2 separate regions of the Homo sapiens genome follow, and region 2 is linked to region 1. Evidence: read pairs that join two places in POLR2A ChIA-PET (ENCODE). Cell type or tissue: B cell. All regions are shown on one strand. Each heading gives the region's core, and the rest is flanking DNA. Links, peaks and the distances in the headings are about the cores only.

Region 1 (15,442 bases), core at 7,931-10,430:
ACTTGGGAGGATGAGGCAGGAGAATTGCTTGACCCCGGGAGGCGGAGGTTGTGGTGAGCCGAGATTGTGCCATTGTACTCCAGCCTGAGCTACAGAGTGATACTCCATCTCAGAAAAAAAAAAAAGAGCATTACCTATGGGGTCCCTCCTGCTGCGGGGTGGGGAAGGGAGAGAATGGGGCTCACCCACCAGCTTTCTCCACAAGTTCCTTTTCTCTCTCCATAGTTTAAATAGTGGGAAATGTGGTATAAGAGCTTGGGGGAACAGAGTCTTCAGATCATTTTCTCTTTTTTTTTGACACAGGGTCTCTCTCTGTTGCCCAGCCTGGAGTGCAGTGGCACATTCTTGGCTCACTGCAACCTCCGCCTCCTAGATTCAAGTGATTCTCCTGCCTCAGCCTCCCGAGTAGCTGGGACTACAGGCCTGTGCCACCACACCCAGCCTCATTTTCTCTTTACGCTCTCCTGAGTTGCTATCAGATTTTGATAGCGCCTCCATCAAAACTTCCTGTTACAATGAACTTCCTTTATTAATTTTTTTTCTTCTTTAAACCTCAGCATCTACCAGAGGAATGCAATGAATTTTCAAAATAACCTTTGTTAAGATGACTTACAAGGTATACTTGTGTAACACAAGTGTTCAAAAGAACTAAAACTCATAAACATTCTACATCAGTCAGCTATTCCTACAATAAAGCCGTATAACAAACCACCCAAGGGCTCAGTGACAAACGTTAATGTTTCTTTCTGGCTTACAAAAAATACAAAATTACCCAGGCGTGGTGGTGGGCGCCTGTAATCCCAGCTACTGGGGAGGCAGAGACAGGAGAATCGCCTGAACCCAGGAGACAGAGGTTGCTGTGAGCCGAGATTGCGCCACTGCCCTGAGGGAGTAGGTTTTTGCCAAACTGTAAGATCTGCCACACGGTCTATGTATTTAAAACAGGAATAAGTGAACAGTCCTTGGAGGATTACCCTTTGATGTCAGAGGATGTTCAGACATCTGCTTTATAGAAAATGTGTATGTGCCCTAACACTTTTTTTTTTGAGACAGTCTCGATCTGTGCCCCAGGCTGGAGTGCAGTGGCGCCATCTTGGCTCACTGCAACCTCCGCCTCCCAGGTTCACGCCGTTCTCCTGTCTCAGCCTCCCAAGTAGCTGGGACTACAGGCACCCACCACCACGCCCAGCTAATTTTTGTATTTTTAGTACAGACGGGGCTTTACCATATTGGTCAGGCTGGTCTCGAACTCCTGACCTCAGGTGATCTGCCCGCCTCAGCCTCCCAAAGTGCTGGGATTACAGGTATGAGCCACTGCGCCCAGCCGACTTTTTATTAGATTTCGAATCTGGTTAGCCAGCAACTTACTAATTAGATGTGGACTTTCATTCTTCAGAAGGAAACTGGCCGCGTGTGGTGGCTCACAGCTGTAATCCCAACACTTTGGGAAGCCCAGGAGGTAGGATGGCTTGAGCCCAGGAGTTTGAGACCAGCCTGGGCAACATAGTGAGACCTCGTCTCTACAAAAAATAAACAAAATTGGCTGGGCATGGTGGTATAAGCCTGTAGTCCCAGCTACTTGGGAGGCTGAGGCAGGAGGATTGCTTGAGGACAGGAGGTCAAAGCTGCAGTGCGCTATGATTGCACCATTGCACTCCAGCCTGGGTGACAGAGTGAGACCTGTCTCGATAAAACAAACAAACAAAAAACCCTATTCCTATTTTTTGATCGAATATTTTCTCTCTGAAGTGTCTTAGTGCCTTTCTTCCCACCATCTAAATAATCTCTCCCTCCACAGTATGGCTGTGACCCGATCCAAAGACGCTCCTCCTTTCGGCCCCCCCATCCCCAGTGGAACCACATTCCGCAAATCCGACGTCTTCAGAGACTTCTTGCTGGCCAAGGTGATTAACGCTGAGAACGCCGCGCACAAGTCCGACAAGTTCCACACCATGGCCACCAGGACCCGCCAGGAGTATCTCAAGGACCTGGCCGAAAACTGTGTCTCCAACACCCCCATCGACTCCACCGGCAAATTCAACCTCATCTCCCTGACCTCCAAGAAGAAGGAAAAGACAAAAGCACGGGCTGGCGCTGAGCAGCACAGTGCAGGGGCCATCGCCTGGAGGGTGGTGGCCCAGGACTACGCCCAGGGGGTGGAAATCGACTGCATTTTGGGAATTTCCAATGAGTTTGTGGTGCTCCTGGACTTACGCACCAAGGAGGTGGTGTTCAACTGCTACTGCGGGGATGTCATTGGCTGGACTCCAGACTCCTCCACACTCAAAATCTTCTATGGACGAGGAGACCACATCTTCCTACAGGCGACAGAGGGTTCTGTGGAGGACATAAGGGAGATAGTGCAGAGACTGAAGGTAAGGGAGAGAGCCCGGCGATAGGGCGGCGATTTGTATGGTTTCGGCCTCAGGAACCACTGAAATACTTCCCTAGCCCAGTCAGTTAGGCTAAGACACGCACTGGCCCGGAGAGAATCACAGTTGTCACTTACAAACTAGACATCTTGTGGGTTCTGTAGCTAGGTTCTTCCTCTGGAAGGTTTGTGCCAGAGATCTGTGGATCTTCATGCTATTACCTTGGAAAGACAAGAGATACTTATTAACCTTGGACACTGATAGAAAGTATAAATTTAAGCTTAGGTTAAAAATGTAGGCCAGGCGCCATGGCTCATACCTGTAATCTATCTCAGCACTTTAGGAGGCTGAGGTGGTGGATCGCTTGAGCCCAGGAATTTCCAGACCAACCTGGGTAACCATAGTGAGACTCTGCCTACAAAAAAAAAAAAAAGAAAAGAAAATTAGGGAAGCATGGTGGTACATGCCTGTGGTCCCAGCTACTTGGGAGGCTGAGGTGGGAGGATTGTTTGAGCCCAAGAGGTTGAGGCCACAGTGAGCTGAGATGACGCCACTGCACTTCAGCCTGGGCAACAGTATGAGACCCTGTCTCAAAAACAAACAAAAAAAAAGAAGTGTAAGAGTACTTTCTAAAATAATTAAAATAGAATGAAAAATGTCCAAACCATTAATGGATAGGGCAGAGGTGAGAGGAGGAAAAAATACAAGAAAGCACAAAGGAACATAAAATTACATGGCAGGAATGAGTTCCATGTTAGTAATCACAGTAAATGTGAATGGTTTAACTTGCCCTATTAAAAGACAAAGACTCACAGTCTAGGTAGAAATCTTCCCCTAAACCCCTCGTGGACAAACCAAGAGTGGCAGATTGGTGATAGCTTAGCTGCTGTCTGCCTGAAGCATTGTGCTGAGAAGTACTCAGGCCCCATCTAAGCTCCACAAGAAAGAACACTGTGGTCAGTGATTGCCTCTGCAGTGGGTTTGGCAGAACGCCGTGCCATGTGTGCTAAATAGAGATAGCATATAACACGGCAGTTCAGAGCACAAGATCTAGTCAGAAGGCCTGGCTTCAAGTCCCAGCACTGCCACTTACCAGCTGCATGACCTTGAGCCAAGTTATTTAGCTTCTTTGTGATTCAGTTTCTTCATCTGAAAAGCAGGTACAAGAATCATTCTGCATTGCTGGGTGCAGTGGCTCATGCCTATAATCCCAACACTTTGGGAGGCCGAGGAGAAAGGATTGCTTGAGCCCAGGAGTTTGAGACCAGCCTGGGCAATACAGTGAGATGCCGTTTCTAAAAAAAAAATAAAAAAATAAATTAGCCGAGGCAGGTAGATCATGAGGTCAGGAGATCAAGACCATCCTGGCTAATACGGTGAAACCCCATCTCTACTAAAAATACAAAAAATTAGCCAGGCATGGTGGTGGGCGCCTGTAGTCCCGGCTACTTGGGAGGCTGAGGCAGGAGAATGGTGTGAACCCGGAAGGCGAGGCTTGCAGTGAGCTGAGATCACGCCACTGCGCTCCAGCCTGGGTGACAGTGCTAGACTCTGTCTCAAAAAATAAAAATAAAAAATAGGCCGGGCGTGGTGGCTCACGCCTGTAATCCCAGCACTTTGGGAGGCCGAGGTGGGCAGATCACAAGGTCAGGAGATTGAGACCATCCTGGCTAACACAGTGAAACCCCGTCTCTATTAAAAATACAAAAATTAGCCAGGCATGGTGGCGGGTGCCTGTAGTCCCAGCTACTCGGGAGGCTGAGGCAGGAGAATGGCGTGAACCTGGGAGGCGGAGGTTGCAGTGAGCCGAGACCCTGCCACTGCACTCCAGCTTGGGTGACAGAGCGAGACTCCGTCTCAAAAAAAAATAAATAAACAAACAAAAAATAAATTAGCTGGGCATGGTGGTGCACACTTGTGGCCTCAACTATTCAGGAGGCTGAGTGGGATGATCACTTGAGCCCAGGAGTTTGAGGCTGCAGTGAGCTATGATCACACCACTGCACTCGAACCTCGGCAACAGAGAAAGACCCGGACTCAAAAAAAAAAATGAAAAAGTGGCCAGGCGCGGTGGCTCACACCTGTAATCCCAGCACTTGGGGAGGCCGAGGTGGATGGATTATTTCAGGTCAGGGGTTCAAGACCAGCCTGGCCAACATGGTAAAACCTCATCTCTACTAAAAATACAAAAATTAGCCAGGCGTGGTGGCACACACCTGTAATCCCAGCTACTCGGGAGGCCGAGGGAAAAGAATTGCTTGAATCCGAGAGGCAGAGGTTGCAGTGAGCTGAGAGTGAGCCACTGCACTCCAACGTGGGTGACAGAGCAAAACTCTGTCTCAAAAAAACAAACAAAAGCAAACTCCTGTGTTCCTCCCCACCCCTCTCAGAGGTTTCCTGACTTTGTAAAATAGAAGTCCTCTACTCAAATAAGGTTTTAGGGAAAAAAAGGTCGACTCCATCCCTCCATTTGCGGATGTCAGAGCTTTGGCATCAGCCTGGGCTCCACTCTCTCTCATGCCCACATTCGTCAGCTCCACTTCTGTAGGCAGGCATCAGCCACCTCTCCCAGAGCCCTCACCCTGGAGCGAGCCACCCTGGTCTCTCCCGGACACTTTCGATGGTGTCCTTTCTGGTCCTTCTTACCCCTGCCCTTGCTTCTCTGTGGCCTGTTCTCGACGTGGTAGTGAGAGCAATCTGATCACATCACCTCTCTGCCTAAACCCTCAGGTCACTCTAGGTTAAAGCCTCAGTCCTTACAGAAGCCCATGAGGCCGGGTGTGAACTGGCTCCCTGTCGACTTCTCTGACCTCATGTCACTGTTGCGCTCTCTGCCCCAGCCATGAAGACCTCTGAGGTTTCATGCGCATGCTAGGGCGGCGTCCAGCCTCAGGGCCTTTGTACCACCTCTTGCTGGAACACTTCTCTGATCACCACATGGCTCGCTCCCTTTCCTCCTACAGGCCTTTGGTCACATGTCGCCTTGTCGGTGAGGCCTCGTTATCTAAGATTGCACACCCCCTCCCCTGGCTTGGAGCACATTCACGCGCTTTGCCTGCTTAACCACCATCTGCCATGCACTGTGTGTTATCTGTTCACTGCCGTGTCCTCAGCACCTGGGCCAGCATCTGGTGCACAGTAGCCGCTGAGTGAGCAGGAACCGAGTGCAGGCACAAATGCGTCGTATGCTATAGTGGCCGCAATAGTGAGGATCAAATGGGCGCCAGCTCTGCGTCAGACCCTGCTCAGCACCTTGGGTGGTCTTGCGTCTCTTGCTCACAAAAGCCTGATGAGGTCCTCACTTCGCAGATGAGGAAACTGAGGCCCAGAGATACCTTGACTTGCCCAGAGCCCAAAGAGCCTGGGTTTTGGAGTTTTTTTTTTGTTTTTTTTGTTTTTTTTTTAATTGATCATTCTTGGGTGTTTCTCACAGAGGGGGATTTGGCAGGGTCATAGGACAATAGTGGAGGGAAGGTCAGCAGATAAACAAGTGAACAAAGGTCTCTGGTTTTCCTAGGCAGAGGACCCTGCGGCCTTCCGCAGTGTTTGTGTCCCTGGGTACTTGAGATTAGGGAGTGGTGATGACTCTTAAGGAGCATGCTGCCTTCAAGCATCTGTTTAACAAAGCACATCTTGCACCGCCCTTAATCCATTAACCCTGAGTGGACACAGCACATGTTTCAGAGAGCACAGGGTTGGGGGTAAGGTCACAGATCAACAGGATCCCAAGGCCGAAGAATTTTTCTTAGTACAGAACAAAATGAAAAGTTTCCCATGTCTATTTCTTTCTACACAGACACGGCAACCATCCGATTTCTCAATCTTTTCCCCACCTTTCCCCCCTTTCTATTCCACAAAACCGCCATTGTCATCATGGCCCGTTCTCAATGAGCTGATGGGTACACCTCCCAGACGGGGTGGCGGCCGGGCAGAGGGGCTCCTCACTTCCCAGTAGGGGTGGCCGGGCAGAGGCGCCCCTCACCTCCCGGACAGGGCGGCTGGCCGGGCAGAGGGGCTCCTCACTTCCCAGTAGGGGCGGCCGGGCAGAGGCGCCCCTCACCTCCCGGACGGGGTGGCTGGCCGGGCGGGGGGCCAACCCCCCCCCACCTCCCTCCCGGACGGGGCGGATGGCCGGGCAGAGGGGCTCCTCACCTCCCAGTAGGGGCGGCTGGGCAGAGGCGCCCCTCACCTCCCGGACGGGGCGGCTGGCCGGGCGGGGGGCTGACCCCCCACCTCCCTCCCGGACGGGGTGGCTGCCGGGCGGAGACGCTCCTCACTTCCCAGACGGGGTGGTTGCTGGGCGGAGGGTCTCCTCACTTCTCAGACGGGGCAGCTGCCGGGCGGAGGGGCTCCTCACTTCTCAGATGGGGCGGTTGCCAGGCGGAGGGTCTCCTCACTTCTCAGACGGGGCGGCCGGGCAGAGACGCTCCTCACCTCCCAGACGGGGTCGCGGCCAGGCAGAGGCGCTCCTCACATCCCAGACGGGGTGGCGGGGCAGAGGCGCTCCCCACATCTCAGACGATGGGCGGCCGGGCAGAGACGTTCCTCACTTCCTAGATGGGATGGCGGCCGGGAAGAGGCGCTCCTCACTTCCTAGATGGGATGGCAGCCGGGCAGAGACGCTCCTCACTTTCCAGACTGGGCAGCCAGGCAGAGGGGCTCCTCACGTCCCAGACGATGGGCGGCCAGGCAGAGACGCTCCTCACTTCCCAGACGGGGTGGCGGCCGGGCAGAGGCTGCACTCTTGGCACTTTGGGAGGCCAAGGCAGGCGGCTGGGAGGTGGAGGTTGTAGCAAGCCGAGATCACGCCACTGCACTCCAGCCTGGGCACCATTGAGCACTGAGTGAACCAGACTCCGTCTGCAATCCCGGCACCTCGGGAGGCTGAGGCTGGCGGATCACTCGCGGTTAGGAGCTGGAGACCAGCCCGGCCATCACAGCGAAACCCCGTCTCCACCAAAAAAATACGAAAACCAGTCAGGTGTGGCGGCGCGCGCCTGCAATCGCAGGCACTCCGCAGGCTGAGGCAGGAGAATCAGGCAGGGAGGTTGCAGTGAGCCGAGATGGCAGCAGTACAGTCCAGCTTCGGCTCGGGATCAGAGGGAGACTGTGGAAAGAGAGGGAGAGGGAGACCGTGGGGAGAGGGAGAGGGAGAGGGAGCTGTTTTGTTTTTTGAGATGGAGTCTTGCTCTGTCCCCCAGGCTGGAGTGCAGCAGAGCGATCTCGGCTCACTGCAACCTCCACCTCCCGGGTTCAAGCATTTCTCCTGTCTCAGCCCCCCAGGTAGCTGGGACTACAGGCGCCCGCCACCATGCTCAGCTAATTTTTGCCTTTTTAATAGAGATAGGGTTTCGCCATGTTGGCCAGGCTAGTCTCGAACTCCTGGCCTCAAGTGATCCACCCTCCCTGGCCTCCCAAAGTGCTAGAATTACAGGCCTGAGCCACTGTGCCCGGCCAAGCCTGGGTTCTTAAACACTAGGCTACTCCGCCTCCCCTAATCTTGACAGCAGCTCGCGTTTCTTGAGCAGGGACCATGCCAGGCACCATGCCAGGTGACATGTTTTACCCACATCCTCACTGTGCCACTCTGTCCCACACCCACCCCCGTGCCTACTGTTGGCGGAGTCCTTTTGGAGCATATTTCCACAGCCATACCCCCACCCCCACCCCCAGTCTCAGTGCCCCAGAGCCTGCTGGGGAACCAGTGGGCCAGGGAATGGTGACATAAGCCATCTCCCGTGGAGGGGCAGGCCCGTTTTGAATGACTTGTGACAGTGAGTCTCTCTCTTTGTGAAGCACCCACAGGGTACAGATTCCACACTCTCCCCGGCAGGCTGACTCAACTGCCCCAGACATCCTGAACTAACGGTATCCCATCACTGGTTAATTGAATGAGTGTTGTTATGCGCCTGGCCTTGGCCTGGCCAGTGCTGGGACATAGTGATGACCATAACAGACCCAGGCCTACTTTCATGGTGCTCCTCTCTGGGACAGATATTAAACACGCAATTCGGCCAAGCGCGGTGGCTCACGCCTGTAATCCCAGCACTTTGGAAGGCCGAGGCGGGTGGATCACCAGGTCAAGAGATCGAGACCATCCTGGCCAACATGGTGAAACCCCATCTCTACTAAACATACGAAAAAATTAGCCGGGCGTGGTGGCGGGCTCCTGTAGTCCCAGCTACTCAGGAGGCTGAGGCAGAAGAATGGCGTGAACCCGGGAGGCGGAGGTTGCAGTGAGCCGAGATTGCACCACTGCACTCCAGCACTCCAGCCTGGTGACAGAGTGAGGCTCCATCTCAAAAACAAAAACAAAAACAAAACAAAACAAAAAAAAACACCACGCAATTGAAGTGCCAAGAGCTTAAAAGGGGGGTGTGGAGGATGCCAGGAGAACCTATCAGATGGTGCTAAATCAGACAAGGAGAAGGTCTCAAATCCACAGGTTGGATACAGTCCCAGATGTATTTAGTTAGTTACCACAGTTTAACATTTAGAGCAAGCTTGTCCAACCTGCAGCCCAAGAGGGCTTTGAATGGCACCCAACACAGATTCATAAAGTTTCTTAAAACATTATGACATTGTGAGTTTTTTTGTGATTTTTTTAAGCTTATCAGCTATCATTAATGTTAGTGTATTTCATGTGAGGCCCAAGACAATTCTTTTTTTTTTTCTTTAAGACAGTCTCTCTCTGTTGCCTAGGCTGGAGTGCCATGGTGCAATCTCAGCTCACTGCAACCTCCGCCTCCCCGGTTCAAGCGATTCTCCTGCCTCAGCCTCCCAAGTAGCTGGGATTACAGATGTGCACCACCATGCCCAGCTAATTTTGTATTTTTAGTAGAGACGGGGTTTCACCATGTTGCCCAGGCCGGTCTTGAACTCCTGACCTGAGGTGATCTGCCCACCTCAGCCTCCCAAAGTGCTGGAATTGCAGGCATGAGCCACTGTGCCCGGCCCAATTTTACTTTTTAATTATAGAAAATTGCAAGCATACACTAAAGCAAAGGGAATCATATAAGAACCCCAGTCTTGGCCGGCTGCAGTGGCTCACACCTGTAATCCCAGCACTTTGGGAGGCCAAGGCAGTTGGATCACCAGAGGTCAGGATTTCGACACCAGCCTGACCGACATGGAGAAACCCCGTCTCTACTAAAAATACAAAATTAGCTGGGTGTGGTGGCGCATGCCTGTGATCCCAGCTACTTGGGAGGCTGAGGCAGGAGAATTGCTTGAATCCAGGAAGCGGAGGTTGCGATGAGCCAAGATTGTGCCATTGCACTCCAGCCTGGGCAACAAGAGCGAAACTCCGTCTCAAAAAAAAGAGAACCCCAGTCTTCATTACCATCTACAATAGTTACTGACCCATGGCTGATCTTGTTCTTTCTTCCTTCCCTCTCTTTCCCAATTATTTTGAAGAAATCCTAGACATCTTATCATTTCATCTGTAAATTTTTCAATATTTATTTCTAAAAGATACAACTCTTAAAACATAACATAGCCATCATACATAAAATAAAAAATTAACGATAATTCCTTATTGTCAAATAAACACATTGTCACCCATGAGTGGGCTATAAAATCAATCACAGAGATGTAATTTTTTTTATTTTTAATTTTAACTTTAATTTTTAAAGACAAGGTCTTGGTGTCACCCCGGCTGGAGTGCAGTGGCACAGTCATCGCTCACTGCAGTGTCACTCTCCTGGGCTCAAGCCTGCCTCCCACCTCAGCCTCCCAAGTAGCTGGGACTGCAAGCGTATGCCACCATGCTCAGCTAATTTTTTTTTTATTTTATTTTTAGTAGAGATGAAGTCTTGCTATATTGCCCAGGCTCATCTTGAACTCCTGGGCTCAAGCAGTCCTCCTGCCTTGGCCTCCTAAAAGTGTTGAGATTACAGAGATTACAGGTGTGAGGCACTGCACTCAGCCCGAGTTGCAACAGTGTTAAAGGTTAGATATCTTAGTCCACTTAGCCTGAATATAACAACATAGCTTAGGTGGGGTAGCTTATAAGCAAAAGCAATTTATTTCTTCGCATTTCTGGAGGCCAGGAAGTCCAAGATAAAGGTACCCGCAGGTTCTGTATCTGGTGAGGGCCCCTTTCAACTTCACGGATGGCACCTTCTTGCTGTCATGGTGGAAGAGGTGAACAAGTTCCTTGGGCCTCTTTTTTTTTTTTTTTTTTTTTTTTTTTTGAGACAGTCTCGCTCTGTCGCCCAGGCTGGAGTGCAGTAGCGTGATCTCGGCTCACTGCAACCTCTGCCTCCTGTGTTCAAGCGATTCTCCTGTGTCAGCCCCCTGAGTAGCTGGGATTACAGGCGTATACCACCACGTCAGGCCTCTTTTATATGGGCACTGATCCCCTTCATGAGGGTTCTGCCGTAGTAATAGGATGGGAAAGAATAAAAAGTGTCACAGTGTGCCTCAGTGAGTAAAGATAAGACTATTTTATGAAGCATTGTTTTGGTCACACGTTTCCCCCACTTTCCAAATTCTCGCCGTCCAAATCAGGAACCAAACAGATTCAGTGACATTTTCAGGTAAGTACTTTACCATCCAAATGCTTACTTCTTGCTATCCACACTCAAGAATGTGACGGATTTGAATTGCAAGGAATATTTGTGTCTGTGGGCATGTGTGTAAAACACGAATGTGTAGAGTAGTTTGTGACGTAAAATTATTTCTAAAACACGAATTTGTAGAGTAGTTTGTGACATAAAATTATTTCTTTCCTTGGCCGGGCGCAGTGGCTCACGCCTGTAATCCCAGCACTTTGGGAGGCCGAGACAGGTGAATCACTTGAGGTCAGGAGTTCGAGACCAGCCTGGCCAACATGGTAAAACCCCATCTCTACTAAAAGTACCAAAATTAGCTGGGTGTGGTGGCAGATGCCTGTAATCCCACCTACTCGGGAGGCTGAGACAGGAGAATTGCTTGAACCAGGGAGGCGGAGGTGGCAGTGAGCTGAGATCGGGCCACTGCACTCCAGCCTGGGCGACAGCGAGACTCCGTCTTAAAAAAAAAAAAATTTATTCCTTTCTTCAAGTGGTGGTGAGAAAAGTATGAAAGCGGGCATCCTGATAGGTATGTTACATAGCATCATTTCTAGCCAGGGGATGACTTCTCACAGGAAATGTAAGCCATTCCGTTATCTTTCCATAACGCAGTTTTAGGAAAGGGCAGGCATTCTTGACAACTTGCTTAATAGCCATGGCTGGTTACATTCATCTTGTTTTTATCCCAAGAAGAGGGGATCGCTTAACAGCATGCTGGGGGGAGGGGGCAGGGCTCTATTCAGCAGGTCCTCAGATCTTATGGTAACACATTATCCAGGGGAATATCTCACCCAGTGAAGCAGGGAGTCCTGGAGGCCAGGCCCTGCGTGGTCCGATCAGCTCCATGTTGGGGGAAGGTCTGAGGAGGAGATGGGGAAAGGGTTTCTTCCTCCAAGAATGGTGTCACGAGGCCGGGCATGGTGGCTCACGCCTGTAATCCCAGCACTTTGGGAGGCCGAGGCGGGCAGATCATGAGGTCAGGAGTTCGAGACCAGCCTGACCAATATGGTGAAACCCCGTCTCTACTAAAAATACAAAAAACTAGCCGGGCATGGTGGCGCGTGCCTGTAATCCCTGCTACTGGGGAGGCTGAGGCAGGATACTTGCTTGAACCCGGGAGGCGGAGGTTGCAGTGAGCCGAGATCACGCCACTGCACTCCAGCCTGGGCGACAGAGCGAGACTCTGTCTCAAAAAAAAAAAAAAAGAATGGTGTCACGAAGTAAAAGAATATAATGTGAGTTCCCAACCTAGAAAAGGTCCCAGTACTTCTGGTCTCATGCTTCCTTGTGTATTTTAGTTAGAGTCATTGTGTCAGTCAGGATACAGTATTAGTGGCTTAAAGCAGGTTTGGCTGGGTGTGGTGGCTCTCACCTGTAATCCTAGCACTTTGGGAGGCTGAGGCAGGTGGATCATCTGAGGTCAGGAGTTCAAGACTAGCCTGGCCAATATGGCAAAACCCTGTCTCTACTAAAAATACAAAAATTAGCCAGGCGTGGTAGCAGACGCTTGTAATCCCAGCTACTCAGGAGGCTGAGGCAGGAGAATCGCTTGAACCCAGGAAGCAGACGTTGCAGTGAGCTGAGATCATGCCGCTGCACTTCAGCCTGGGCGACAGAGCAAGTCTCCGTCTCAAAAATAAATAAATAATAAAATGATGAAATAAATACCACAGCCCAGAGGACATGGCAGTGCCACTCGCAACTCTTTGGCCAAAACAAGTCCCAGGGCCCCACCCAACCACAAGGGAGCCAAGAAGTGCAATCCCACTGACCCCAGGAAGGAGGGAGTTCGGGGCCTTTGGAGCCACAGCTCATGACTGCCATGGTCTCTGCAAGGTTAGAAGCCACGGGGTCGCATATCCACATTTCCCCTCCAGAAATCAGGAAGCCAGGCTGGGACCGGGTGCGTGTTCCCCCTGCGGGTCCCCTGCCATCACCCGGGAAGGTATTAATAGATGGGAGTTGGCAGGTTTTTGGCTTCAAAGCGGGGAACGTGACCAGGGGTCTTCCAGAGGAGCTGACCCAAGCAGCTTCTGAGGCTCGATCCTGCCTGTGGCCTGCAGGTGATGACCAGTGGCTGGGAGACGGTGGACATGACGCTTCGGCGGAACGGGCTCGGGCAGCTGGGCTTCCACGTGAAGTACGACGGCACGGTGGCCGAGGTTGAGGACTATGGGTTCGCCTGGCAGGCCGGCCTCCGGCAGGGCAGCCGACTAGTGGAGATCTGCAAGGTGGCCGTGGTCACACTGACCCACGACCAGATGATCGACCTGCTGCGCACCTCTGTCACTGTGAAGGTGGTCATCATCCCGCCTTTTGAGGACGGCACTCCCCGGAGGTAAGGGCCTCCACCTTTCAGCCAGGTGGTGGGTGGCAGCTCCCAGATCGCTGGCATGAGGCCTCCCTGGCACTGTCACTTGAGGTCCCAATAGAGGGGGGATAGGCAGGCCCTTCTAGGCAGGAATAGTGGCAACAGTGACAGGACGGGGAGGGCACATCTACAGAGCGCTTACTGTATGCCAGTTATTGGTTTAGCCCTTCATACGTGCATGATCGCATTTAATCTCCACAGTTGCCCTGTGAGGGGAGAGCCTCATTCTTCCCATTTCCTACATGAAGCACAGGATGTTAATAGTTGCTTGCCTGTGGGCCCCCCACACTTCATTCATTTGTTCAAAATGTGTTTATTGAGCCCCTACTGTGTGCAAGCTCTGTTCAAAGTGACCACAACAAAGTGCCTGCTCCCTTGCGGTTTGTGTTCTACAGGGAAAGACAGGCCGTGAAGAAATAGGTGTGTCATACCGGATCAGGTAGTACTAAGTCTCAGAAGGAAATTAAAGCAGGGTAATGAAGGGGCTGCAGCACGATGGGAGAGCTGCTTACAAGGCGGGCAGAGAAGGCTCCACGAGGCTCCACAGGGAGGCAGCCATGTGGTTTTCTGGCCAGCGGGCTCCAGACAGGAGCTGGCCAGGGCACAGCCTCCCCAGTGTACATGGGTGATGTGTTCCTGGAGTACGGGGAGGCCCATGTGGCTGGAGCAGAGCGAGCAGGAGTGAGAGCTGAGAGCAAAGGACAGAGAGGTGACCAGGCAGGCGGTGTGGGCTTCATGGGTTTTATTCCATGCTTGGGTTTTATTCCATGCTCAGTGGGAAGCTGGTAGGTGACTTATTTATTTTGTTTTGTTTTTTCTTTTGTTGTTTTTGTTTTTTGTTTTTTTAGATGGAGTCTCGCTCTGTCGCCCAGGCTGAAGTGCAGTGGCGTGATCTCAACTCACTGCAACCTCCACCTCCCGGGTTCAAGCGATTCTCCTGCCTCAGCCTCCCGAGTAGCTGGGACTACAGGCACGTGCCACCACGCCCAGCTAATTTTTGTATTTTTAGTAGACACGGGGTTTCACCATGTTGTCCAGGATGGTCTCAATCTCTTGTCCTCGTGATCCACGTGCCTCGGCCTCCCAAAGTGCTGGAGTTAACAGGCGTGAGCCACTGCGTCCAGCCAACAGCAATTTCGTAGTGTCAACTATCTAGACTGGGTTCACACCTGTAATCGTAACACTCTGGGAGGCTGAGGTGGGAAGATCACTTGAGGCCAGGAGTTCAAGACCAGCCTGGCCAACACAGTGAGACCCCGTCTCTGCATCTCTGCATCTCTGCCTAAAGGAGAAAAAAAAAACAGTGCAGTTGTAGCCCCAGCTATTTTCAGGCTGAGGTGGGAAAATCACTTGAGCCTAGGAAGTTGAGGCTGCAGGGAGCCATGATTGTGCCACTGCACTCCAGCCTGGGCAACAGAGGGAGACCTCATCTCTTTGTTTTTTAAACAGTTGTTCATCAGAATTCTCCTATTGGCCGGGTGTGGTGGCTCACACCTGTAACCTCAGCACTTCGGGAGGCCGAGGCGGGCGGATCACCAGGCGGGAGTTCAAGACCAGCCTGAACCAGGCTGGAGTCCAAGACCAGCCTGACCAATGTGGAGAAACACTGTCTCTACTAAAAATACAAAATTAGCTGGGCGTGGTGGCGCATGCCTGTAATCCCAGCTACTCGGGAGGCTGAGGCAGGAGAATTGCTTGAACCCGGGAGGCAGAGGTTGCGGTGAGCTGAGATCGTGCCATTGCACTCCAGCCTGGGCAACAAGAATGAAGCTACGTCTCAAAAAAAAAAAAAAAGAAAAAAAGAATTCTCCTATTGCATTTGATTCATGTATCTCTTGAGGCTCTTTTTTTTTTTGCTTTGAGACAGAGTCTTGCTCTGTCACCCAGGCTGGAGTGCAGTGGCGCAATCTTGGCTCACTGCAACCTCCGCCTCCTGGGTTCCAGCGATTCTCCTGTGTCAGCCTCCTGAGTAGCTGGGATTACAGGCATGTAGCACCACACCTGGCTAAATTTCATATTTTTAGTAGAGCTGGGGTTTCACCATGTTGGCCAGGCTGGTCTTGAACTCCTGACTTCAGGTGTTCCACCCACCTCAGCCACCCAAAGTGCTGGGATTACAGATGTGAGCCACCGCGCCTGGCCTT
Region 2 (15,442 bases), core at 5,043-7,542, 66 kb before region 1:
CAACTGAGGCACAAAGAGATTTAAGGGACCTGTCCAAGGTCACACGGCAGAGCTGAGTTCAAACCCAGGCAGCCTGAGTTCAGAATTTGTGCCCTTAACGGTGGCTCATGCCTGTAATCCCAGCACTTTGGGAGGCCGAGGTGGGCGGATCACCTGAGGTTGGGAGTTCAAGACCAGCCTGACCAACATGGAGAAACCCCTTCTCTACTAAAAATACAAAACTAGCCAGGCGTAGTGGCACATGCCACAGGGAGGCCACTCCCATGCACAGCAGTTAGGAATTGGTTGGAAGTCCTTGGAGGTGATTGGCCTGTGAGTTATGTCTAGTTTGTGTTGAGAAAGTGTCTTCGAGGACAGGAGTGGTGGCTCATGCCTGTAATCCCAGCACTTTGGGAGGCCAAGGCAGGCGGATCACTTGACGTCAGAAGTTTGAGACTAGCCTGACCAACATGGTGAAACCCTGCCTCCACTAAAAATACAAAAATTAGCGGATGTGGTGGTGGGTGCCAGTAATCCCAGCTACTCAGCAGGCAGAGGCAGGAGAATCACTTGAACCTGATCTCAGCAGTGAGCCGAGATCGCGCCACCGCACTCCAGCATGGGCGACAGAGCAACTCCATCTCAAAAAAAAAGGAAATTGTCTTTGAATCCAAGTTTAGGGGAAAAAAAAATCATCTGGAGTTGGTACACTCTCTTGGTCACAAGGAGAGGCCTTTGGAAGAGGAGCTCCACAGCTTCAGTGATGGTGATAAGAGAACCTTTTGTTTGGCACTAACTGGACAGCATGCCCTCCCACACAGCCGTGAAGCCACTGTTGTCGTCCCCACTTTCCAGGGGCATCACACGACCTTCCTGGCCTGTGGTCGCTGCTCAGGCCATGGGGATGGCTGCGCTTCTGCCATGAGTCCTTGGTGATAGCAGGTGAACGGTGAAGAGTCCATGTTCCCGGGAGCCCCTGCTGCTGGTGGAGGAATGGACAAGTAAACGACTGAATAGAGAAGCACGTTGGAACCAAGACTTCTCCAAAGCCAGTGCTTGTAACTGATTCGGGGTGCTGCTGTGGCGTGGTTAGGCATAGAGGCTCACATTCTAGCCTTGTCGCTTCCTAACTCTGTGACTTTGGTCTGGTGACCTCCCCTGCTGGCCTTCCGTTTCCTTAGCTGTAAAATGATCTGGTAAGACCTCCATCAGTCAAGATTGCAATCGGCTACATGTAACAAAAAACCAGTAAGCCGTGGCTTCAGTAAGGCAACAGGTGGTCTCTTACACATGAGAAGAAAAGGGAGGGAGGGCAGCTGGGGGCGGCGCCACTGTTGGGGGGTGCAGGGACAGGGAGCAGGCTCCTTCTGACTCCTCATCTTGCTGTCCCCAGCATGTCACTCTCAGCCTCATGCTCCCAAGATGACGGTTGCACCCCCTGATATGACATTTATATTCCAAGTACAAGAGAAGGGTAGAAGAGGTGTGCCCCATTTATTTATTAGGAAAACAATAGCTTCGCCAAAAGGTCCCATCCCCCATCCCCTGCAAACTTCCTCTTCCCTCACACTGGCCATAATCAGATACATCCTTAGTTTAGCTGCGTGGGAATCCAGGAAAGTAAGCTTTTTGGATTAGTATCCTGCCACCCCAACAAATGTGGACCTCTCTCAAGGAATCAGAAGAGGATGGGTTTGGATTTGACAACCAGCAGTGGAGCCTGAGGTGCCTGGCCCTGGAGTAACCCAGAGCAGGAGTGCGGGATTCTCCCACTGCGGGCCTGACTTCTGGTTTGTGATGTCCAGGAATGCCACTGCTTTGTGCCCTGTTTCTTCATCTGCATGTTGAGAGTGATGCCCCCTGCTGAGGAACACTTGGGAGAAGCTTTAAAACCTGGCTGGGAAGGACTTTGAAATACATCCCACCCCATAGGAGAGCTGAGGCTGGCTTTTGTTTGGAAAATTGTCGGGTTTTCTTCAAGTGGAGCCCAGCCGAACTAGCCGATTGACTGCCAGAGCCCAAACATACTGCCCTGAGACGGCTCATTTATTCACCTCTCTCCCTCCCGCTCGAGTCTGAACAGTGTGGGGGCTGAGAGTGGGAGTGATGGCTGCGGCTCTGCGGCCAGCATCTGGCACAGCGCCCAGCACCCACCAGGTACCCGGCTGAGGATTGACTGCCTTGCTTCTGAGCACCTCTTGATCTGAGGAGCAGTCAGATCTTCCCCAGTCGGTCCCTTCTCTGCACCAGCACCACCCTCCTTCTGGGCTAGGCCACTCTTGCCCCCACGTGGGTGGCTACCCTGGCCTCCTGATGAAGCCTCTGTACCCTCGGCAGGTCACGATCTCCATGACAGCCAGTCGGGCCACTGCCCCCCTAAACCTGCCATGGAGGTCAACTCCAGATTCCTGAACACTGTGGCATCCTTGCACCTGTTTTTCCTCCATCCCCCTCACCCACTCACACCCCTTTCCATGGCCAACTTCTCATCCTTCAGGGCTTAAACACCACCCCTTCCATGCCATCTTCCTTGGCCACCCACTCTCCAGCACCCTGCTCCCATCCTTCGTCAGTTTACCCCTTCCTTCTCTTGCTTTAGACTGATTTGTGTGCTTAAGTGCATTTAATTAATGTTTGTTTCCTCCTTTAGTCAGTGGACAGAGAAGGGGGCTATCGTGGTTACTGCTTTGTTACTTATCACATAGTAAGATCTCAGGAAATACTCACCTAGTGAATGGAAGTAAATCAAATGAATGAAAACTTGTTTGGTTTTTTTTCCCCCTGATTTTGAAACATTCACTGAAAGTAATATGAAAAAATATGGAAAGGGGCCAGGCGTGGTGGCCCACACCTGTAATTCCAACACTTTGGGAGGCGGGTGGATCACTTGAGGTCAGGAGTTGGAGACCGCCCGGAGCAACATAGCCAGACCTCCTCTCTACAAAAAATTTAAAAAATTAGTCAGGCATGGTGGTACACACCTGTATTCTCAGCTACTGACAGAATGAGACCCTGTCGTTAAAAAATATATATGGGGACCGGGCGCGGTGGCTCAACGCCTGTAATCCCAGCACTCTGGGAAGCCGAGGTGGTGGATCACTTGAGGTCAGGGGTTCGAGACCAGTCTGGCCAACATGGCGAAACCCCGTCTTTACTACAAATACAAAAATTAGTCAGGCATGGTAGTGGGCGCCTGTAATCCCAGCTACTCAGGAGGCTGAGGCAAGAGAATTGCTTGAACCCAGGAAGCGGACGTTGCAGTGAGCTGAAATCCCACCACTGCATTCCAGCCTAGAGTGCACTCCAGCAAGACTCCATCTCAAATATATATATATATGTATATATATGTGTATATATGTGTATACATATATACACACACACACACACGTATATATATACGTATATATATGTATATATATGGGAAGGTATAAAGAACAGATTTTCGAAAACCACTAGTAGCCCCAGCATCAAATTATCGAGTCTTTCCTGTCTTTTTTTCTGGGAATGCATCTGCATAGCCTATAGATGTTTACTGTCCTAGGGGTTGATAATTTCTTTAATGGTACTCCTGGTGTTGCTCATTGAGGTTGGGTTTTTTGCCTGTTATAAAGGATACTATGAATTTTTCTGCATCTCTTATTATTTATTTAGGATTAATTTACAGAAGTAGCATTCCTGGTTCAGAGGGTGAGAACTTTTTTTTTTTTCTTTTGAGACAGAGTCTCGCTCTGTCGCCCAGGCTGGAGTGCAGTGGCGCAATCTTGGCTCACTGCAAGCTCCGCCTCCCAGGTTCATGCCACTCTCCTGCCTCAGCCTCCCGAGTAGCTGGGACTACAGGCACCCACCACCACACCTGGCTAATTTTTTTTTATTTTTTATTTTTTATTTTTTAGTAGAGACAGGGTTTCACCATGTTAGCCAGGATGGTCTCGATTTCCTGACCTCGTGATCCACCCACCTCGGCCTCCCAAAGTGCCGGGATTACAGGCCTGAGCCACCATGCCCGGCCTGAGAACACTTTTTAAAGCTCTTGCCAAATTGCCCCTAGAAAGGGATCACCACTGGGAACATTAAAAAAGAAAGAAGTCTGTTGTCCTGGGGAGTGGCCAGTTTCCTGGTGTGCTGGGCTCATCGGGCTCCTGGAGAGCCATTTTCCTGGTCTCCTGAGGGCCTGGTGTCCCCTTCCAGCCTGCTGTGCTCTGCCTGGCCTGGGTTGCAGTCCCGGAGCAGGATGTTTGATTATGGTGTTGAGCAAACAGAACAGCAGGCCCTCGCCATCTGCCAGCTGGTCCCTCGGGCTTGAGAAGAGCTTCACATCCAGCGAGGGTCATAACTAGAGCCTTTCTAGAGCCTTCTGTGGTGCTGCTGAAGGGTGGGGCTGGAGTGCTCATTCCTAACAGTAGCCTGGCCCCACAACCCCCATTCCCACACACCTCTCCCCACTGGGAAGGAAGACAGGTGCCCCCCTGCATGTCTCAGGTGGGTAGAGGCGCCTCCCCTCTGTCCCCAGCTGTCACATATGGAGAGTTGTCCTGAAACTGCCTCTGTGAGGGTGCCCCGCTCTCCCTGACTCCCTCTGGGCTCGGAGGGAGTGCACATTCCCCCAGGCAGCCCGCAATGTTTGTGTTCATCCAGGCGAAGTGGCCCTGCAGGTTCTGGGAGTGGAAATCTCTTATAGGAGAGAGAAAGTGAATCTCAAGCTATGGCATGAGAGTGACTGGGGTGGCACAGAGGGTGATCAAACAGCTGAGTTTTTTGTTGTTTTGTTTTGTTTTTTAAGACAGAGTCTTGGCCAGGTGCGGTGGCTCACGCCTGTAATCCCAGCACTTTGGGTGGCTGAGGCAGGTGGATCACTTGAGGTCAGGAGTTCTAGAGCAGCCTGGCTGGCATGGTGAAACCCTGTCTCTACTAAAAATAGAAAATTAGCCAGGCGTGGTGGTGCATGCCTGTAATCCCAGCTTACTGGGGAGGCTGAGGCAGGAGAATCACTTGAAACCAGGAAGCAGAGGTTACAGTGAGCTGAGATCCCGCCACTGCACTCCAGCCTGGGTAACAAGAGTGAAACTCTGTCTCAAAAAAAAAAAAAAAAAAAAGACAAAGTCTTGCCCTGTCACCCAGGTTGGAGTGCAGTGGCACCATCATAGCTCAAGTGATCCTCCCGCCTCAGCTTCCTGAGTAGCTGAGTCTACAGGTGCATGTCACCATACTCAGCTCATTTTTTTTTTTTTTGGTAGAGATGGGGTCTCACTGTTGCCCAGGCTGGTTTCAAACTCCTGGGCTCAAGCTATGCTCACTGCCTCAGCCTCCCAAAGGGCTTGTATTACAGGTGTGAGCCACCATGCCCAGCAAACAGCTGAGATTTTTTTTTTTTTTTTTTTTTGAGACGGAGTCTCGCTCTGTTGCCCAGGCTGCACTATCTCGGCTCACTGCAGCCTCCACCTCCCAGGTTCAAGTGATTCTCCTGCCTCAACCTCCTGAGTAGCTGGGACTACAGGTGCCTGCCACCACGCCTAGCTAATTTTTGTATTTTTCATAGAGATGGGGTTTCACCATGTTAGCTGAGATTTTAAAATACATTTGTATACATTTTAAAGTTGCTTATGTCATACAAGAGTAAAATCTCACTGTTTAAAAATAACTCATGCAATACAAAAGACTTTAAAATTCTGTTATTGTGAAATGGAACATACATACAGACAAGCATGTAAAACGTGAATACACAGTTTACCGAAGAATTCCAAAGCAAGCACTCAGGTAACCCGGGTCCAGAAAGAGAACCTGCTGGCAGCCTGGAACCCCCATGGGCTCTGGCCACCAGAACCCTTTTTTTTTCCTTTTTTTTGAGACAGAGTCTCACTCTGTCACCCAGGCTGGAGTGCAGTAGTGCAATCTCCGGTCACTGCAGCCTCCGCCTCCAGGTTCAAGCAATTCTCCTGCCTCACCTCCCAAGTAGCTGGGATTACAGGCACCTGCCACAACACTTGGCTAATTTTTGTACTTTTAGTAGAGACGAGGTTTTGCCATGTTGGCCAGGCTGGTCTCGAACTTCTGAGCTCAGGTAACCCGCCCACCTCAGCCTCTCAGAGTGCTGGGATTACAGGCATGAGCCACCGCACGTGACCAGAACCCTCTTTCTAAAAGCAACTGCTCTCTGCACTTCACAGTCACCATTTCCTGGCATTGTGAAAGCTGTGTTCCCTAGATGAGCAACTCTAAATAACGTGGTTCCAGTTTACCTAGTTTTGAACTTTATATAAAAACAGTTGTGAACTGTATATGTTGTTCTGTCTGGCTTTTTCACTTAGTATCATGTCCGAGAGGTGCATTCTAGTTTGGAGTTAATGCATTTCTGGTCCTAAAGCCCATTTTCCTTGATAAACAGACAAGCTTTATGAGTTCTAATATTTGTACATTTTGTTTAATGAGTATTAGAAAAAAAATAAAACGAATCCAACATGGATATTCTTAAGGGTTTAGGCAGTGAGTTGGTTGAAAGGATCACGTTCAGTAAATAATAGTACAGGTGGGCTGCGGCTATGCCTGAGCAGAGGTGCGTGACTTTGGACAGTTTGGGAGCCCCAGTGGTGAGGACAGAATGAATGCACAGATGGCACACACCGTCGCTCCCCTCCCTGAGAAACCACTGTTACCTCTGGGCCTCTGCCTCCCAGATCTTTGCTCTGCAATGAGCTTGGTAGGTAGATAAAAGTATAAAATATGTAGCTTGAAAGATTTTTAAGTGCTAACTTTTTTTTTGAGACAGAGTTTCGCTCTTGTTGCCCAGGCTGGAGTGCAATGGCCTGATTTTGGCTCACCACAGCCTCTGCCTCCCGGGTTCAAGTGATTCTCCTGCCTCAGCCTCCCGAGTAGCTGGGATTACAGGGGTGTGCCACCACACCCAGCTAATTTTTGTATTTTTAGTAGAGACGGGATTTCATCATGTTGGCCAGGCTGGTCTGAAACTCCTGACCTCAGGTGATCTGCCCGCCTCAGCCTCCCAGAGTGCTGGGATTACAGGCGTGAGCCACCTCACCCAGCCTTAAGTACTAACTTCTTAAATGTGGGAGTATGCTTTTCTTCCGAATTAGTACTTCTTGGGGTTTCTAGGTTTGTTCTCTGATTAAAGTAACCAAATCCCTTGTAATATTGCACTTCAGGGTGGGGTAAGAATGGGCCAGGCAGACCCTGCCTGGAATACAGGGAACTCAGGGGCCAGGACAATGCGGCACATGCCAGTGACTCTTTTATTTAGCACATGGTTTGGTATCTGCCTCCTGATTTTTTTTTTCTTTTTAGAGATGGGGTCTCGCTATGTTGCCTAGGCTGGTCTTGAATTCCTGGCCTCAAGTCATCCGCCTGCCTCGACCTCCCAGCGTGCTGGGATTACAGGTGTGAGCCACCGTGCCCAGCCTTTCTTTTTCTTTCTTTTGTTTTCTATAATAATCTTGGCCAATTCCTTAGCTTCCCTCCCTCCCTGCAGATGTTGAGAACTTGGAATCTGGGAGGAGGTGACCAGAGGGGCCAGGCAGAAGCTGCCTGGGACACATCCTTAGTGGTGAGTTGACGTGGGGTTGTGACTCAGAAGCCAGAAATGTGCAGGGCCCTGGCCATCTGTGTGCACACGTGTGCAAGAGATATAGAGAAAAACAGAATGAGAGACAGACAAGGACAGGGCCGTGGAGAGACAGGTACAGGGATGCAGAGGGGTAGGGGGACAGGAGTACAGAGAGATGGAGCAGGGACAAGAAACATGGGACAGAGATGGGGCGGAGATGAAGAGAGATGGGAACAGGCCCCTGAGACATGAGACCTGTTGGCTGGTTAACTAGCTGGTTGGCTGTTTGGGTAATGGATTAGTTAACTGGTCGGTTGGTTATCTAGTTGGCTGGCTAATTGGTTATCTGGTTGGTTTGGGATTTTTGAGTTTTGTTTTTTTTTTTCATGGATTCAGAAAATACTAGTGGAAGATTCACCCTGTTGATGGCCCTGTTTTGGATGCTGGAGATAGACCAGTGAATGGTGGCTTGCTGGCATTTGGGTGTTGGATTGCTGCTCCCCACCCCTCACCCCGATGAGTGCACTGTGAGTGCAGGTGCTGTTGAAAGGATGTATCGCGTGCTTGCCATGTGCCCCTTAGTATGGGAGTGCCCTATGGGGATCATCTTGCTGGATCTACCAGCAGTCTCACGAGGTGGCACTTACCCCCTCTGGTACATATTAGGGCCAGAATTTGATCCTAGGCAATCTGGCTCCAAAGCATAAGCCTAATTTCTGCCTTAAGTCACCCAGGAGTGGAGTGCAGGCATTTATTAAGTGCCCCGGTGTTCATGGCTCTATCCCCAATCTTTAGAGATGACAGTGGTTTTAATGGCCATAGATTTGACCTGCCTGGGTTCAAGTCCCTCTTCTGCTTTCCCTCACTGGGTGCTCTTCAACAGGAACATGCTGCTCTGAGCCTCCCTGTTCCCTTCTGTAAAGTGGGGAGAACAGTAGGGCCTTCCTCCTCAGGATGCTGTGTGGGCTCAGTGGAGCCAGGTTTGAGGCCAGTCCTGAGTGGGGGCTGCCATTGCTATGTGCAGCTTAGGGAGCTTGACCACAGGGCAGGATGCCCACTTGGGCTCATGGTTCTGTAAATGCCAGTTTTTGCTCTCATTTTATTATTATTATTATTTTTTTTTTTGAGAAAGAGTCTCACTCTGTTGCCCAGGCTGTAGTGCAGTGGCACTACAGTGATCTCAGCGCACTGTAACTGCTGCCTCACGGGCTCAAGCGGTTCTCCTGCCTCAGCCTCCTGAGTAGTTAGGATTACAGGCGTGCATCACCACACCCGGCTAATTTTTGTATTTTTAGTAGAGACAGAGTTTCACCATGTTGGTCAGGCTGGTCTTGAACTCCTGACCTCAGGTGATCCGCCTGCCGTGGCCTCCCAAAGTGCTGGGATTACGGCCTGCTCTCATTTTTGACAACAGATGTTCTCAAATGGGGTGGCCCCATGAGTTGTCACGAGGGCAGACTCGAGTCAGCCAATCCCAGGTTCAGATTCCGGCTCCTCCTCCCCTTCTCTTTGTGGCCCTCTCTGAACCCCATTGTGAAGCACGGGTGACAGTAGCAGGTGATTAGAAGCTTCAGTGCAATGGTTTGTGTTATGGTGTCATGTGCTCTGCACAGGGCCTGGCTCCCCGACAGCCCTGGGTCAGGGGCCAGTTAGGATGATGGATGATTACTGCCAGCAGCTGGGTTTCCCCTCCACCCCCCTCCCCACTCCAACCTGGATAACAAGGCCCAGCTGTGTGTGTCCAGCACCTGCACCGCCCCCGCCGGCCCCCAGCTCCCATCCCTGCCAGCCTTCCCACGGCAGGGAGCCTTCCTGGCTGTGGTGTTCCGGGTGGGCCCCACTGCCGCCCCCCATCCCCTCAGCCTAGAGCCATCCTCAGGTTAGGATAAGCAGAGCCGGAGCCACCCTCAGCCCGGCCCCCAGCGGCAGGATGGAAAGAGTGGGACTTTAACAGATGTTCTTTTACAAGGATTCCCTGGCTCTATTTAATCAAGATTGTCGAATATTGATTTAATCTCCAGGCCCAACAGATGCGGTCTTAGCAGGTTTCAGTGGCAATTAGCTGGGATCAGTTTGCAGGTCAGGCTCCGTGCTGGCAAGACACTGTCTTCTAAAGGAGGCTTGGCCTGGCCACAGGAGTGAGCCCTGGAGGAGGGCGCGTACTAAGTATTTAACCATCAGTCTAGCCCGGGCAGTGGCCCACGGGAGCAGGCCCGCAGGCTGGGTCATAGCAGCCCCTGTGGGGCCCCAGTGTTCCCCCCATGATGATAGTGGGGACACTCAGCCCGTTTAGGGCAGCAGCTGTTCACTGAGAAAAAAATAATAATAATAACACTAAAAGAAGCAGCACAGCCACGCCAGGGCCTGCGGCTTGATCATGAGCCTGGCTGGAGCCGGGGAGATCCCTGCAGGGCAGCCTGGAGCCCTGATGATGCCCCCAGTTAAGTACCCAGAAGGGGCCACACCAACAACAGAGGCCTCTCACCTGCGCTTTCAGGCCCCTCGCCTGACTGCATCCCATCATCCCCACTCTACAAACATGGCTGTAGCTGCTGGGTGGGCCTGGCATTTGTGCCCATACTCCAAGAAGCATCCCATTCCACTTCTGCATTTCAAAGGCTCATTAGAGCGAATAGGACTGTGCCCAGAACTGGAACAAGCTGCTTCATCCACATGTGCTTCAGGGGAGGTCACGACAGCTTCCCTTAACCCAGCCAACCCCACAGAGACTCAGAGGGGCGCCCCACCCGGCCCTGGCACTGGGGCTGCCAGAAAGGAGCCTTTGCTCAAGGTGAGCCACCCTGGGCTGTCTGGCCCCTGAGCCCAGAGGAACAAGGGTTCCTTGCCAGGTCACATTTGGTTTGCTTGAGATTTTTTAAAAAGTATTATTATATAAGAAAAAATGAAGGCCGGGCACAGTGGCTCACGCCTGTAATCCCAACACTTTGGGAGGCCGAGGCGGGCAGATCACCTGAGGTCAGGAGTTTGAGACCAGCCTGGCCAACATGGCAAAACCCCATATCTACTAAAAATACAAAAATTAGCCGGGCGTGGTGGTGTGGGTGCCTGTAATCCCAGCTGCTTGGGAGGCTGAGGCAGGAGAATTGCTTGAACCTGGGAGGCAGAGGTTGCAGTGAGCCAAGATCGCGCCACTGCACTCCAGCCTGGGCAACGGAGCCAGACTCTGTCTCAAAAAAAGAAGAAGAAAAAATGATAATAGCCAATTCTCGTTTATCACTGCAGGCCAGGGATATTCTAAGCCATGGCATTTATTAACCCACATCTTTCCTAAGAGTTAAGCTGTATTATTATCTCCATTTTACAGATGGGAAAACTGAGGCATAGAGAGACTAGGTTGCCTGCCCAAGGTCTAGCTAGTTAAGTGATGGAGCTGGGAATTGAACCAAGATAGACTTTGCTTCTATCCACTCTGCTGCAGCCACCACACCAGGGAAGACCTCCAGCATCTGGTGATAAGTGAGAGAGGCAGCTGTGAAGGTATTCACCCATTTATTTTTTTAAAAATTTCATCTCTCTACGCAGGCGTGTAATCATATGAACATTTAACCTATAAATAAAGTTCAGTTATACCAGGTAGCAAAATTAAAATTAGACATTTCAGTTTAAGTATTTGGGGTGATTACAGCCTCTATTTCCCTGGGGAATATGTGAACACAAGGTGGGGTGCACTGTCCTTCCCTCATTGGCTCTGCGTGGGAGCCTGTCGCCAGGCCACGGAGGACTCTGCCTTTGGAAACATGCAAATTGTTCAGACTCCATGGGCCCTCAAGTAGAGAGCTCTAACTGTGCAGCTTGGAAGTCTCTCCCCATTCTGACTTCTAGAAGGTAAGGGCCTTGCAAGGGGTGACTCTCACTCTGCTCATGTTTTCCCTCACATGCTGACTTTTTTTTTTTTTTTTTTTTTAAGATGGACTTTCGCTGTTATTGCCCAGGCTGGAGTACAGTGGTGCGATCTTGGCTCACTACAACCTCCACCTCCTGGGTTCAAGCAATTCCTCCTGTCTCAGCCTCCCGAGTAGCTGGGATTACAGGTGCCTGCCACCACACCTAGCTAATTTTTTTTTTGTATTTTTAGTGGAGACAGGATTTCACCCTGTTGGCCAGGCTGGTCTCGAACTCCCGACCTCAGGTGATCCACCCGCCTTGGCCTCCCAAAGTGCTGGGATTACAGGCGTGATGCGTTACTGCACTAAAAGCACTTCACACCATGCTTGGCGTGCAGTGAGCACACGCTAAGTATAAGCTGTGTTCATTCCCTTGGGGCTGCGTGGGCATCTTGCATGCATTACACATAGCTCTACCTTGCTATTTATTTATTTATTTATTTATTTATTTTTGAGGCAACGTCTTGCTCTGTTGCCCGGGTTTGATCTCTTATTTATTTATCTATTTATTTATTTATTTATTTATTTATTTATTTTTGAGGCAACGTCTTGCTCTGTTGCCCGGGCTTGATCTCTTATTTATTTATTTATTTATTTATTTATTTATTTATTTATTTTTGAGGCAACGTCTTGCTCTGTTGCCTGGGCTTGATCTCTTGAGGAGATCCTGGCTAACTGCAGGCTTGAACTCCTGGGCTCAGGTGATCCTCCCGCCTCAGCCTCTTGAGTAGCTGGTACTATAGGCATGCACCACCACACCTGGCAAATTTTAAAAAAAAAATTTTTGTAGAGATAGGGTCTCGTTATGTTATCCAGGCTGGTCTCGAACTACCACCCTCAAGGGATCCTCTTGCCTCAGCCTCCCAAAGGGTTGAAATTGATTACAGGCCTGAGCCACTGGCCTGGCCTAGCTCTTTTTGTACAGATACATTGTATTCCCTGGAATAGAGGCACCCGGATTCACTTAACCCTTCTTGTGCTGGTGGGCATTTGGGCTGTTCTCAGTTCTTCTGTATTACAGCAATGTAAAACAGTCAAAGCATCGTGTACCTTTCTTGACGTAGACTGGTGTTATTATCAGAGAGACAGATTTCTGGAAGTGGAATTGCTGGATTAAAATAAATAGAATGAAGCCAGGCGCGGTGGCTCACGCCTGTAATCCCAGCACTTTGGGAGGCCAAGACGGGTGGATCACTTGAGGTCAGGAGTTCTAGACCAGCCTGGCCAATGTGGTGAAACCCCTGTCTCTACTAAAAATACGATAATTAGCTGGGCATGGTGACACATGCCTGTGATCCCAGCTACTCAGGAGGCTGAGGTAGGAGAATTGCTTGACCAAGGAGGCAGAGGTTTCAGTGAGCCGAGATCACGCCACTGCACTCCAGCCTGGGCGACAGAGCAAGATTCCATCTCAAAAAAGTAAAAATAAAAATAATAAAATAAATAGAATGCACACCTAAAATGTTGATGCATAATTCCAGCTCTCTCTCTTGACTTTCCCTAGTTGGGAAAAACTGTACTGATTTAACACCCTTAAAAGCAGAATGGATGTGATGGCTCACAACTGTAATCCCAGCAGTTTGGGAGGCCAAGATGGGAGGATCACTTAAGCCCGGGAGTTCAAGACCAGCCTGGGCAACGTAGCAAGACCCAGTCTCTACAAAAAAAAATTAAAAATTAGCCAGGTGTGCTGGCACACCCCTATAGTCCCAGTTACTTGGGAGGCTGAGGCAGGAGGATCACTTGAGCCCAGGAGGTTGAGGATGCAGTGAGCCATAATCACACCACTGCACTCCAGACCAGGCGACAGAGTAATTTAAAATTTTGATGCACAGTTCTAACTTATTCTTTCTATTCCCCCAAGGGGAGAAAACTCTACTGATTTAACACCCTTAAAAGCAGAACAGGTCATGCAGGAACCCTGACCTGTGTGGGAGCCTTGCCAATTTGAATGTAACAGCTGGACGTGGCCTCCCTCTCTCCTGTGGGGACTGCCCTGGGTCCCTGGGTAGGAATTTGGGCTCCTTCTGGATGCTGGAGGAGATTTGTTTTAGAAACACCAATCCTCAGCCGGGCGTGGTGGCTCAAGTCTGTAATCCCAGCACTTTGGGAGGCCGAGGCGGGCAGATAACCTGAGGTCAGGAGTTCAAGACCAGCCTGGCCAACATGGCAAAACCCATCTCTACTAAAAATACAAAAATTAGCTGGGCATGGTGGTGCGAGCCTGTAATCCCAGCTACTCTGGAGGCTGAGGCAGAAGAATCGCTTGAACCCCGGAGGTGGAGGTTGCAGTGAGCCGAGATCATGCCACTGCACTCCAGCCTGGATGACAGAGTGAGACTCAGTCTGAAAAAAAAAAAAAGAAAGAAAGAAACACTAGTCCTCTGGGCTCTTTGACGTTAAATGTGGAAGTGCTGGCTTTCACAGCCGTGGCTGAGACTCCACTCGTTGCTCTTCCAGCCAGTGGAGCAGAGTCTCTGCCATGGCACTAGCTAATGAGATTTCTAAGATTTTCATCCATCTTATTTCCTGAGGGAGCTCTGTAGTGGTCCCATGTATGCTCAAACTCCCAGTAAGGTTGGGGAAGACATAGAGGGGAAAAATCAGATTTTTTTTTTTTTTTTTTTTGAGACAGAGTCTCACTCTTTTGCCCAGGCTGGAGTGCAGTGGCGCTATCTCGGCTCACTGCAAGCTCCACCTCCTGGGTTCACGCCATTCTCCTGCCTCAGCCTCCCGCGTAGCTGGGACTACAGGCGACCGCCACCATGCCCGGCTGATTTTTTTTCTTCATATTTTTTAGTAGAGACGGGGTTTCACCGTGTTAGCCAGGATGGTCTCGATCTCCTGACCTCGTGATCTGCCCGCCTCGGCCTCCCAAAGTGCTGGGATTACAGGCGTGAGCCACCACGCCCGGCCGAAAAATCAGATTCTTAACGTGCAATCTGCTGAGCTGTTGCTGACTTGCTGGAATTTTGTCCTTATGAATGGATTTTAAAGACAGTCAGCGTCATTCACGTATTCCCACAGCACACTCATTTGAACGATTTCATCTTATTTGGAGCACAGGGCAAAGGGGTGGCAGGCAGACTGTTGAGGTTTGAATCCCACCTGCCCCTCGTAACCTTTGCCTCATCTGTAAGATGGTCATGATGGAAGTCCCTACTTGGCAGGGCATGGTGGTTTGCACCTGTAACCCCAGCATTTTGGGAGGCCAAGGCAGGAGGATCACTTGAGGCCAGGAGTTTGAGGTTTTGTGAGACCTCATCTCTACAAAAAAAAATTTTTAAGTAAAAAATTAGCCGGTTGTGGTGGCACACAGCTGTAGTCCCAGCTACTCAAGAGGCTGAGGTGGGAAGATTGCTTGTGCCCAGGAATTTAAGGGCTGCAGTGAGCTATGATTGTACCACCACACTCCAGCCTGGGTGGCAAAGACCCTGTCTCAAAAAAGAGAAGAGAAATTTATTTAAAAAGGAAAAGAAGCCCCTACTTGATACAGTTGTTAGAACACACCAGTTAACACACGCCAGTGTGTAGCCCTGAATCTGGCGCATCAGGAGAGCTCATCAGTGTTGACCTTATGTTTAATACCGTCATCACCGTATTATCCCTCTCCACTGCCCCGCCCACATGTGAGAACAAATATGTTAGATCCCAGTCCACCCCAGACATGCATCTGTTCACAGTCTGGGGAAGACAGAAGATGCTCAGAGGCTTAAAAATCCAGTGGGCTAAGTCCCATATCAAGGGTGCATGTACATCCCCGGGAGCTCAGCAGAGGGAGGAAAGGGGGAATTCTGCCTGGCTTTAGTGGGACAGACAGCATGGGGGGACAATCGGAGGGAGGCGAGGACAAGGCGCTCTGAATCAGTGAACCCCTGAAATAACTCCTGCAAAGGTCACCAGTGCCCTTCATACCTATAACTGCCACCATACGTGACTCTTTGAGCAGCGTCCACTCCTGTTGACAGTTGGTCCTCCCCAACCACACCTGCGCTCCAGCCTC

Evidence for each region. Peaks named below come from ENCODE experiments on the same cell type or tissue, not always from the same donor. Only the 100,000 strongest peaks of a DNase experiment are listed, where the experiment ranks them.
Region 2: POLR2A ChIA-PET joins it to region 1 with 6 read pairs; 5 of 35 experiments call an interaction of 5 or more read pairs at or near these places.

Annotation. Positions count from the first base shown.
Region 1 is chr19:38,117,508-38,132,949 of GRCh38, forward strand. It overlaps SIPA1L3 (signal induced proliferation associated 1 like 3), which reads left to right. Exons shown (of 22, transcript NM_015073.3): 9 at 1,799-2,375; 10 at 12,991-13,265. Among named protein-coding and RNA genes, the nearest start is that of SNORD152, 38 kb to the right of the region's middle. RefSeq lists silencers at 1,820-2,023, 3,249-3,449 and enhancers at 12,593-13,093, 13,094-13,594, 15,075-15,442. In B cell, for the core only: no CTCF peak of the experiment used is centred there; no DNase peak of the experiment used is centred there.
Region 2 is chr19:38,053,974-38,069,415 of GRCh38, forward strand. The region is part of intron 2 of SIPA1L3 (signal induced proliferation associated 1 like 3); the gene reads left to right. Among named protein-coding and RNA genes, the nearest start is that of SNORD152, 100 kb to the right of the region's middle. RefSeq lists an enhancer at 1,583-2,153. In B cell, for the core only: no CTCF peak of the experiment used is centred there; a DNase peak (open chromatin) is centred at 6,138; H3K4me3 peaks cover 366 bases; H3K27ac peaks cover 2,250 bases.